Regions from separate parts of the Homo sapiens genome. Here region 1 is linked to region 2. A link is a contact called in ENCODE Hi-C or POLR2A ChIA-PET data. All regions are on one chromosome and are shown on one strand. Each heading gives the region's core, a stretch centred on a gene start or an enhancer-like site at or near the end of the contact. The rest is flanking DNA. Distances are from core to core; before and after follow the strand shown. Region 1 overlaps SUSD5 (sushi domain containing 5). Region 2 holds the start of FBXL2 (F-box and leucine rich repeat protein 2).

Evidence for each region. A loop is a pair of places that touch in the nucleus more often than their neighbours do. ChIA-PET counts read pairs that join two places held with the same protein, here RNA polymerase II (POLR2A).
Region 1: a loop to region 2 is called in a map of HepG2, with 2.2 times the contacts of the local background. The contact joins the enhancer-like site here to the promoter of FBXL2 in region 2. A Hi-C loop is called at or near these places in 1 of 168 maps with a recorded cell type or tissue (HepG2). POLR2A ChIA-PET finds 5 or more read pairs at or near these places in 2 of 52 experiments (MCF 10A and Panc1).

What each region holds. Positions count from the first base shown.
Region 1 is chr3:33,185,811-33,191,283 of GRCh38, reverse strand. The region is part of intron 3 of SUSD5 (sushi domain containing 5); the gene reads left to right. Among named protein-coding and RNA genes, the nearest start is that of SUSD5, 30 kb to the left of the region's middle. RefSeq lists an enhancer at 4,013-4,307. Within about 2 kb of position 4,221, at least 2 of the 41 ENCODE cell types and tissues checked have a DNase peak (open chromatin) inside an H3K27ac peak, as active enhancers do.
Region 2 is chr3:33,273,527-33,279,051 of GRCh38, reverse strand. It overlaps FBXL2 (F-box and leucine rich repeat protein 2), which reads right to left and starts at 1,610. Exons shown (of 15, transcript NM_012157.5): 1 at 1,537-1,610. The coding sequence starts at 1,539. LOC124909362 (a long non-coding RNA gene) reads left to right here and starts at 1,698. Exons shown (of 2, transcript XR_007095861.1): 1 at 1,698-1,884; 2 at 3,652-3,805. RefSeq lists silencers at 1,340-1,519, 1,488-1,655, 1,720-1,789.

The DNA of each region.
Region 1 (5,473 bases), core at 2,972-5,471, 90 kb after region 2:
GTGGCAGGCACCTGTAGTCCCAGCTACTTGGGAGGCTGAGGCTGGAGAATGGCTTAAACCCAGGAGGTGGAGCTTGTAGTGAGCCGAGATCATGCCACTGCACTCCAGCCTGGGTGACAGAGCAAGACTCCATCTCAAAAAAAAAAAACAAAGTATACTAATTTATTATATGCACAGGGCATCACAGGAAAGAAAAGTAAATACCCAAAACCCAGTAAGATTTAGGAGCTTATATATACTCTATGAAGAGGGTGAAGAGGGTACATAATATGCTCTATGAAGAAGGTATATAAGCTCCTAAATCTTACTGGACTTTGGATATTCACAGTGGAATTTGATGGGCTGGGGTGGGGGAATGTAGACAATTTAGGGGAGATTAAATGATTTTGGAGAGAGATGAATGAGCCCTCAGAAAAGTGGGTGTAACAAAGTCTGTCTAGGTCCTCTGCTGTGATAGGAGTAAATCTTCTCTGCTTAATGAAATTCCTGGGGAGGGGATTCATGACAACTGAGTTCCTTTTGGAGGATCTGTCATCAGGCAGACAAGGGAAGCCCAGAGAAAGCCTCTGCCTGCATCTTCTGTCCCCCAAGTGCCCTCAGTTTGAAGTAATCAGCATGCCAAACAGAGTTGTATATTTTTGGGTGGCATTTCCTGAACTCCCTCAGTATAAAGGTATGTTACAATGTTCATTATTTAGTAAGGAAGAAATAGAAACAAAGTTAATGTCCCACCCTAGGGGGCCCATTATGGTAAATCCATACAAATGGAATAATATATAGTCATTTACAATAAATTTTTAAAATACAAATATTTGTTGATAAGGAGAAAATTTCACAATATAATGTTAAATTAACAAGCTACAAACTAAAATGGTTATATCGTATTATAGCATAGTGCTGTGCATATGTATTTGTGTGTATGTGTGAAAAACTGAAGGAGTAAAAACCACGTTAAAAATATATCCCTGGAACAAAAATGATCTTCGCCAGCATTAAGAAGAAGGCAGAAAGGGCAGACTTGATAGCTTATCTCAAAAAAGCTGCTAACGAGTACTAATTGGCCATTGCTTATTTATTACAAAACAGAAATGTCTTATGACTTTTTTATGTGTACCATAATTTAATGAATCTCATATACCAGAATTTAGATCATGAGTGACTGATGAATATTTTTGTTGGGCAGTCCTGATTTAACTAAGACTGACTGGCTTGTGGTTAAATGAGTACGTTCAGTTTTTTGAATTTGAATAGTAATTCCAATCCAGTAAATGCTGTCACTATTCCCCTTTTAAAGATATGACTGGACTTCACTAGTAGGGTCAACTTTTCGCAAAGATGGTGAATGTCATCTTAAAATCTATTGGAGATTGGTTTTATATATAGATTTATATAACTGGTTATGGGAATATATTTAAATACTGGGGAAATTCCTTCATTGTCTCAGAACCAAGCAAGACTCACTTGTGTTTTGTATTCATCTGCATCTTAAAGGCAAAGGCTGAAGATAAGCTAGCAATGTGTACTTTATATTTTTGGTCTTAACTATGCCAATCTAATTAGAATTCCCTGTATCTAAAATGGTTCTTTTTACTTACTGAAAGGCATTTTAGTGTGATTTATGTGTAATATCAAATACAGAACATTTAACACTTCTCAAAACAAAAACAATGGTTGTCATTGGTGAGGGTAAAGGAAAAATTTGATTTTTTTCCTAAAGCTTTCTTATATAATTGAGATATTTTAAAGCAAATCCAGGACATTATATCATTTCATTCTAGAATTTTTTTTTTTTTTTTTTTTTTTTTGAGAAGGAGAGTCTCGCTCCACCCACCGGGCTGGAGTGCAGTAGCGTGATCTCAGCTCACTGCAACCTCCGCCTCCCGGGTTCAAGCGATTCTCCTGCCTCAGTCCCCGAGTAGCTGGGACTACAGGCGTGCGCCGCCACATCCAGGTAATTTTTGTATTTTTAGTACAGACGGGGTTTCACCATATTGGTCAGGCTGGTCTTGAACTGTTGACCTCGTGATCCACCCACCTCAGCCTCCCAAAGTGCTGGGATTACAGGTGTGAGCCACCACGCCCAGCCGGCTAGAATATTTTTTAAATAAGTTTTTAGGAGGAGAAACTCAAGGAGTACTATCATGTAGATTTCCATGTATTAGTAATTGATTTAGAGTTATTGGTTGATTGACGCAGGGTTTATTTGCATATGAACTTGCCTACATCTTGCAAATACTATATTGCTTCCCTGGTAGAATCCCTACAAGTTGGAAATCACTATCTTAAGGCATGAAGTATCCATTGGGAGAGGTTGTGAATAATTTTCAACCACTTATACCTCATGCTGAATAAATTACAGATTTTTCTAAGGGGAGGTATTTTTTAAATTAACTTAGTTCATTAAGGTATAATTTACATCAGCAAAATGCACAGATCTAAAGTTGACAAGTTTTGACAAATGTATACACCTGTGTAATCAACACCCAGTCATGATATAGAACATTTTCTTCACCCCAGAAAGTTCCCTGGAGTCCTTTTCCAATAATCTTCTGCCCCTCCCTACTCCAGCAGAGCCAGAGGCCCATCTCTATTCCAATTCTTATCACCACATATAGGTTTTGCCTGTTTTTGAGGATAGGTTTTTGATCCACAGCAGCAGTTCTCCAAGGGTGGTCCTTGTACCAGCAGTCTCAACATTACCTAGGAACTTTCAAGAAATACAAATTTTGGGGCCTCAGCTACAGAGTCAGAAACTCAAAAGGAGGGCCAGATGTATTTTTACAAACCTTCCAGGTGATTCTGATGCATGTTCATCTTTGAGAACCACTGATGTAGAGGAGTGTAAGAACTAACTGTTCTTGGGGAGGACAATGCTGGTTGTGTGTTGTGGAGTGAGTGGGAGGGAGCTAGCAGGGGGCCCTAAAGACACATAGCTTGGGTAACACCAAAAGGAAGGAGGAAAGATCAGGCATTTGTTTCAGAATTTTACATTTTTGTCTTGCAAAGTAATAATTGAGTTTTGCAGGCTCTTCTTTAAAATTTCAAAGGTCAAGATGAAAGTCAACAATTTATCAGAATAAAAGCATCAACTTTCATATGAGTTCTAAATTCTTTGTGGAAACACTGGTTATCAGAAGCTTTGATTGGCAGGCAAATGTGCCCTTTTAAATTGAAAAATGAGTGAAATAAATGTGCTTATGAATAAACATTTGGTTGATAGACAGAATCTTTTATAAAATCTTCTTTTCTTGGAAGGAAAAATAATAGATATATCTCTTGATGTTGAAATGGTTGAAACCCAGGTCCTAAATCTGTGTTCACAAACCACAATTTCTATCTACAGAATAATCGAGAAGCAGTATCAAGGACAAAAAACCAAACACTGCATGTTCTCACTCATAGGTGGGAATTGAACAATGAGAACACATGGACACAGGAAGGGGAACATCACACACCGGGGCCTGTTGTGGGGTGGGGGGAGGGGGGAAGGATAGCATTAGGAGATATACCTAACGTTAAATGACGAGTTAATGGGTGCAGCACACCAACATGGCACATGTATACATATGTAACAAACCTGCATGTTGTGCACATGTACCCTAAAACTTAAAGTATAAAAAAAAAAAAAAGACTGTTAGTACACTTACCAAATGTTAAGTTTCCCTAGAGAGGAGAAGAAGGTCCAGGTATATAGCCAGCTGTTTTCCATAGCTCCCTTGTGAGGTTCAAGATGAGAAGATTGGTGAAAGGAACTAATTCAAGTTGCACCTGGATATGAGTGGTGTTTTTGGCACGCACTTGGTTGTGTTAACGCATAGCACTGTTGTACTGGAGCTTCTGAATCACACCAGCTCAGAAGTGTGTTTCCTGTCTTGAATGTTTGCGGGAAATCCAGAAACATATGGTGTATGTACCTAGACTCTCAGCAGCATTATTGCGGTTTTCCTGAGCCAGATTCTAGCCCATATCGTTTTGAAAATTAATTCTGAAGAAGATCTTATGAGTCTGGTGGGATCTGAGTTTAGCCTGAAGTTCCTCCTTCTCTACTTCCAAAACAGTTTCCCTGTGTTCCTTAGATAGATTTATGTGAGACTGAAAGTATTAATCAGTCCTTTCATAGTGTTTGCTGAACAGCCTTCCAGTAGATCCTGGTGGAAGAAAACAGTGGGGCATCCAGCATGAGTCATGGGCAGCTGAGAAAGGTGGAAAGTCCAGGCCTTTTGCCTTTGAGATACCAGCTGGAATTTGGTCCAGCCTGACATAACTGAGGTGGATGACTTTGGTTCATTCTTCACCTACATGATTCTCCCCTACTCACCCTGCGGAGGATGCATCTGAATTTGTGGCAAGGGTTTCAGATAACTGCTTGTCCCGAATTGCCATATAGGTGAAATAAGCACTTGATCTCCTAGGCTCCTTGACTCAGAGAGTCAAGGTAGTTTTGGTCAAAATGTGTCACTCTGTGCTGTCTTCCTGAAGTACAGCCACACACTTCTTCATTCAAAATCTCTCTCATATAAAAGGATATGCATAGCAATGAGCGTCTTTAAGAAAGTGCTGACCGGGCGTGGTGGCTCACACCTGTAATCCCAGGACTTTGGGAGGCCGAGGCGGGCAGGTCACGAGGTCAAGAGATCAAGACCATCCTGGCCAACATGGTGAAACCCTGTCTGTACTAAAAATACAAAAATTAGCTGGGCATGGTGGCACGCGCCTGTAGTCCCAGCTGCTCAGGAGGCTGAGGCAGGAGAATCGCTTGAACCGGGGAGGCGGAGGTTGCAGTGAGCCAAGATCACACCACTGCACTCCATCCAGCCTGGTGACAGAATGAGACTCTGTCTCAAAAAAAAAAAAGAAAGAAAGGAAAGTGCTACCAAACTACAAGCTGCGAGGCCAGTCAGGGTGGCTTAAAGCACAAGTCGTATTTTTTATTATTTTCTATTTTCATCATTTCTCAGTCTATCTTCTTTTTTTTTTCTTTTGAGACACAGTCTTGCTCTGTCACCCAGGCTGGAGTGCAGTGGCGCAATCTCGGCTCACTGCAAGCTCCACCTCCCGGGTTCACGCCATTCTCCTGCCTCAGCCTCCCGAGTAGCTGGGACTACAGGCGCCTGCCACCACGCCCAGCTAATTTTTTGTATTTTAGTAGAGACAGGGTTTCACCGTGTTAGCCAGGATGGTCTCAATCTCCTGACCTCATGATCCGCCCGCCTTGGCCTCCCAAAGTCTATCTTCTTTTAAGCAATATGCTTCTTAGGTAACTTGACTGCCTAAAGACTAAAGGAAAACAACCTGTAAAATTAGAAGAGGAAATTTGAATTTGAATTTTTTTTAATTGTAACATTACTTTGATGCAGCAGTTCCACTTCTAGAGGTCTATCCTAAAGAAATAAGATAGGTACAAAAATGTGCATTTGAGACTGTTCATTGAAGCATTATTTATAATCATGAAAAGTTGGAACCAACATAAATA
Region 2 (5,525 bases), core at 361-2,860:
AAAACTCTAAAATTCACAATAGTGAATGAGGGTGGGCTGTGGGTCAGAACGAAAGAAGTGGAAGAAGTAAAAATAAAGGAAAATGGATGACAGGAGGAATATGAGACTTCAGAGAGCTGTGAAAAATTAATTCCTGGATATTCTTTCTCCTTGCTACAATTGTTAGGGCTTTTCTCACATATAACATATTACAGTAAATTACTGCAATATTTGAAACACTTATATCTTCATAAAATTCAGTTTCTGAAACTCTTGCCAGCTCCATTAATTTGTCACTTAAAAAGCAATTCGCAATTTAAAAAAGAAACATACACAAAATAAAGGCATTACATGGTACTGTGATTTATGGGTGATGTTTTTCTCCTGCCAGCAATAATGCCACACATTTGGAAGTTGCTTTTCCAGAGTCAATGAGAGACACCATCCACCTCCCACCACCATCCCTCTCCTTGGTTATTAAGAAAAAAACTGAGCCAGCCAGGATTCCTAATGATAGTTTTTTCTCCATGAGGCCAGCTGGCACTCGGGGAGCACCCTGCATTCTCAGCTCATCAGCACTTCCACTAAACTCCTGCAGATAAGGAGAAAATCTCCACTTAATTACTCATGGTTAAAACAAAACTAAGTATTTCCCTATTACCTACACCTACCGCCATACCTCCTCAAGTATTCTATACCAAGGGTGTGTCCCCAAGCAAGGAGTCTAGCTCCTCTCTTCTCTTACACCCCGTGAAGGCCTCTGGAGAATTATGCCTTCGGTTGGCAATTCTCTGAACTTGTCTGTTCAAGCCAGCACCTCCGCCGAGTGAAACCGAGCAACGTTTTTAAAACGAGCTTAAAGGGGGCCAGGTGTTATGCCCACGCCGTCTGAAGTTAACTGAACAAAGGTAATGATTTAAGACGTTTACAATGCACTAATTATGAATTAATTAAATCCCTTAGTGAGGGTGCGGCACTCAGAAAAAAAAACCCTCCAGCTTAATGCCCTCTATTTTTTAGAAAGGAGGGGAGGGGTCTCTAAAATCAAAAATTTTAATTTCCACGTGCTAAAAAACCTATCAGAATGCTGATTTTGAAAGGAAGATATATGTCTTATATTAGTTACACATAACTGCATAGAAACAAAACTGGAGGCATATAGACTGCTTTAGTGTAAATATAAATACATATGATATCCATATACAAGATTTTTTTTTTTAACCACACCCTCCTTGGGTGGCTTCCCAGGCTCTCTCGGGCCAAACAGCGTCACGTCGTCCGGCGGCCCACTGGGTGGGGGTCCGGGCTGTCACCCCGACTCCAGCGGCAGGGAACGCTGCATCGCGGTCGCCCCCCGGCAGGCGGGCGCTCTGAATCCCCCAGGTTACCCCTCCCCGGGCCCGCCCAGCCCTGCCCTGCCCAGCAGCCTCGCAGGCCGCGGCCCGGCCTCTCCACGACCCCTGCGCCGCCTGCCCGACCCTAGCGGGCGGCGGCGTGCGGACCCAGCCCGGTAGGGGTAGGGCGGGGCAGCTAGGCAGACGCGGGTCCCAGACTCACCATGGCCGAAGAGCCGCGAGCGAGCCCACAGCCCGAAGTCACACGGCGCCGGCGACGCCCGTTGTCCTGGTGACGCCAGCCAGGCGCCCCGCCCCGTCCCCAAGGTGGGCTCGGAGGCGGCCATTGGTGGTCGGCGAGCACGTGACCCGCAGGGGCGGTGCCCTTTGGACCGCCCACCCCTCGCCCCCGGCCCTGGAACTGGGCCTCTTCGCCTCTCCCACTTCGTATCTGGTCCATCCTCTCAGTCTGATCACCTTGATGTCCCTCACCTGACAGATTACCCAGCCGCAGACTGCCCAGCTGAAAGAGACCATGGATTTTTTTTTTTTTAAAAAAAACGTTATACAGGTAATGCATGATTATTGAAAACATTTTAAATTACCAATAACAAGAATTTAAAAGGATAAAACGACACTCACCCCAGCACCTGAAGTAGCTACTGCTCAGATTCCATTCTATCTGCTTCAAGCTTCCAATGAGTTGTTATAATATACTGTATTCTTAAAAATGGTGGCAAACCATAGGTAACTGTTTTATAATCTACTTTTTTAGATTAAAAATGATTATCTTGGGGCCAGGCGCAGTGGCTCACGCCTGTAGTCCCAGCACTTTGGGAGGCCGAGGCGGGCGGATCACGAGGTCAGGAGATCAAGACCATCCTGGCTAACACGATGAAACCCCATCTCTACTAAAAATACAAAAAATTAGCCAGGCATGGTGGGGGACGCCTGTAGTCCCAGCTACTCGGCAGGCTGAGGCAGGAGAATGGCGTGAACCCGGGAGGTGGAGCTTGCAGTGAGCTGAGATCACACCACTGCACTCCAGCCTGGGCGACAGAGCAAGACTCCGTCTCAAAAAAAAAAAAAAAATTATTATCTTTGCATACCACTTAATGGAATAGCATTCTATGCATGTTGTCTAATTCATTAAATCAACTGGCAATTTGTTGAATGTTTTTAATATGGTTGAAGGGAACTCTAGATATCCTGAAATCTAGTCCATTAACTCTATGAAGAAGGACCCAGTGCGATGGGACACTTGTAGTTCCAGCACTTTGGGAGGCTGAAGCAGGAGGATTGCTTGAGGCCAGGAGTTTGAGACCAGCCTGGGCAACATAGCAAGACCCTGACTCGAAAGAAAGAAAGAGTGAGAAAGGCCGGGCGCGGTGGCTCACGCCTGTAATCCCAGCACTTTGGGAGGCCGAGGCCCATGGATCAAGGGGTCAGGAGATTGAGACTATCCTGGCTAACACGGTGAAACCCCGTCTCTACTAAAAATACAAAAAATTAGCCGGCATGGTGGCGGGTGCCTGTAGTCCCAGCTACTTGGAGGCTGAGCCAGGAGAATGGCGTGAACCCAGGAGGTGAAGCTTGCAGTGAGCCAAGATCGTGCCACTGCACTCCAGCCTGGGCAACAGAGTGAGACTCTGTCTCAAAAAAAAAAAAAAAAAGAAAGAAATAGAGAGGGAGGGAAGGAAGGAAGGAAGGAAGGAAGGAGTGAGTTTTGGTGTGTTAGAAGCAGAAAAAAATGACAAAATAAAAACAACAACAAAAAAAGTTACAAAAAAGAGAAAAAGAATTTTAAAGTGTAAAAAAAAATCTGTGAAGAAGAATCATATTCAACAGCTGACCTGACATCTCCCCCGGAGTGCCTAATAGACATCACAACGTAATATGGCCCTAATTAACCTCTTGATCCAAGTTTCTTACTCCCCAGTCTTCTCAAAGCGAAAGTCCCTACTATCCCCTTGATTGTTAAGACAAAAACCTAGGAATTGTCCCTGATTCCGCTGTTTCCTCACACCTCACTTCCAGTCCATTATCACATATTCTTGACTCCACCTTAAATTCTCAATCTATCCACTCTACAACATCTCCACCTCACAACCACTATTGTCTCACCCAAATTCATCTCCATATGTGCTATGATTTGAATGTTTGTGTCCCCTTCAAACTTTATATGAAAACATATAAAATGTGACAGTTTTAGGAAGAGGACCTCAAGGAGGGGAGTAGGCCGTGAGAGCTCTGTCCTCATGAATGGGATTAATGCCCTTATAAGAGAGCCTGAGGGAGTGAATTCAGCCCCTTTTTGCCTTTTCATCCCTTCTGCCAGGTGAGGACACAGCAATCCTCCAGAGGATGCAGCAACAAGACACCATCTTGGAAGCAGAGCAGCCCTCACCAGACACCAAATCGGCCAGCCCATTGATCTTAGACTTCCCAGCCTCCAGAACTATGAAAAATAAATTTCTTTTGTTTATAAATTACACAGTCCTGTGGTATTTTGTTATAGCAGCACAAGTGGACTATGACCCCATGTCTTCCCTCCTGCATCCTACACAATAGCAGCATTTTCAGTGGCTTCTCATAGCACTTAAAAAAAAATACAGGCCGGGCAAGGTGGCTCACGCCTGTAATCCCAGCACTTTGGGAGGCCGAGGTGGGAGGACCACCTGAGGTCAGAAATTCGAGACCAGCCTGGCTGACATGGTGAAACCCCATCTCTACTAGAAACACAAAAATTAGCCAGGTGTGGTGACGGGCGCCTGTAGTCTCAGCTACTTGGGAGGCTGAGGCAGAAGAATCACTTGAACACGGGAGGCAGAGGTTGCAGTGAGTGGAGATCGCGCCACTGCACTCCAGCCTGGGTGACAGAGCAAGACTCTGTGTCCAAAAAAAAAGAAAAAAGAAAAAGAAAAAAATACAAATGCTTTCCATGGTCTACCAAAATGGTACACGATGGAGGCCTTGCCCACTGCACCAACTCCATCTCCTGTCACTCTTCCCTCATTCACGCCACACTAACCACACTTTTATTTCCTGAGGTTCCTCAAACGCATCAAATACTTTTGTACTTAAAAGCCTCAATAATATCTGCTTCCTTTATATGGAATATTCTTCCTGCAGAACTTCATGTAGGCCCTTCCTTCATTTGATACAGGTCAGTTATCTCCTCAATTGTCATCTTCGCAAAAGCCTTTACTGACCTAAAATAGCTCATTCCGGTCACTCTCACTTCAGTCAGCCTCTCTCATTTAACTCTGCCTTGTTCTCAAAGTACTTAGCCCCCCTCAAAATTATCTTTTATACCTTTTTGTTTATTAATTACTTCCTGTCTCCCCGCTCTGGAATGCAAGATGTCTATCTTGTTCCATTGTGTATTCCTAGTGTTTAGAACAGTTCCTGACTTACAGTAGATGTTCGGTAAATACCGATGATTGAATGAATGAACATCTGTGCTGGGACTATGGTCAGTTTGAAGATCCGAGTAAGAATATGACTTGATAGAGTAGGGAGTATAATAGAAAATAAATACTGTAACTACTGACAGCCTTTATTTTTATCTTTTTATTATGAGATATAAATACAAGTAATAGAATACAAACGTACATTTTGTTAAAGTGAACCCTTATATAAACACCATCCAGTTCAAGAAATAGAACATCACCAGCAACCCAGATGATCCTCATGTCTACTCTCCTAATCTGAATTCCCCCTTCAACTTTTACCCTATAGGTGATCACTGTCGTGAAATTTATGGAAATCATTTTCTTGCATTTCCTTATTCATTTATTTTTGTTTTTTTGGAGAGCGATGTCTGGCTATGTTGCCCAGGTTGGCCTCGAGCTCCTGGGCTCAAGTGATCCTTCACTTCAGCCTTCTCAGTAGCTGAGACTACAGGTGCATGCCACTGTGCCAAGTACTTTCTTGTAGTTCTTTATAAGTGTTTGTACTACATTTTTATAGCTATAAAGTATCTCACTGAATGCACACAAGAATATATTTATCCCTTCTACTGTTGATAGGCATTTGGATCATTTCCCATTTAGGACTCTTATAAATGATGAAGCTATGAGCATTCTCCTAGTGTACATGGACACATTTCTCTAGATGATGGTTTATCAATCTTAGCTCTTTTAACATGTAGGGCCGGATAAATCTTTGTTGCTGGAGGCTGGAGGGAGAGGGTAGTCCTGTGTAATGTAA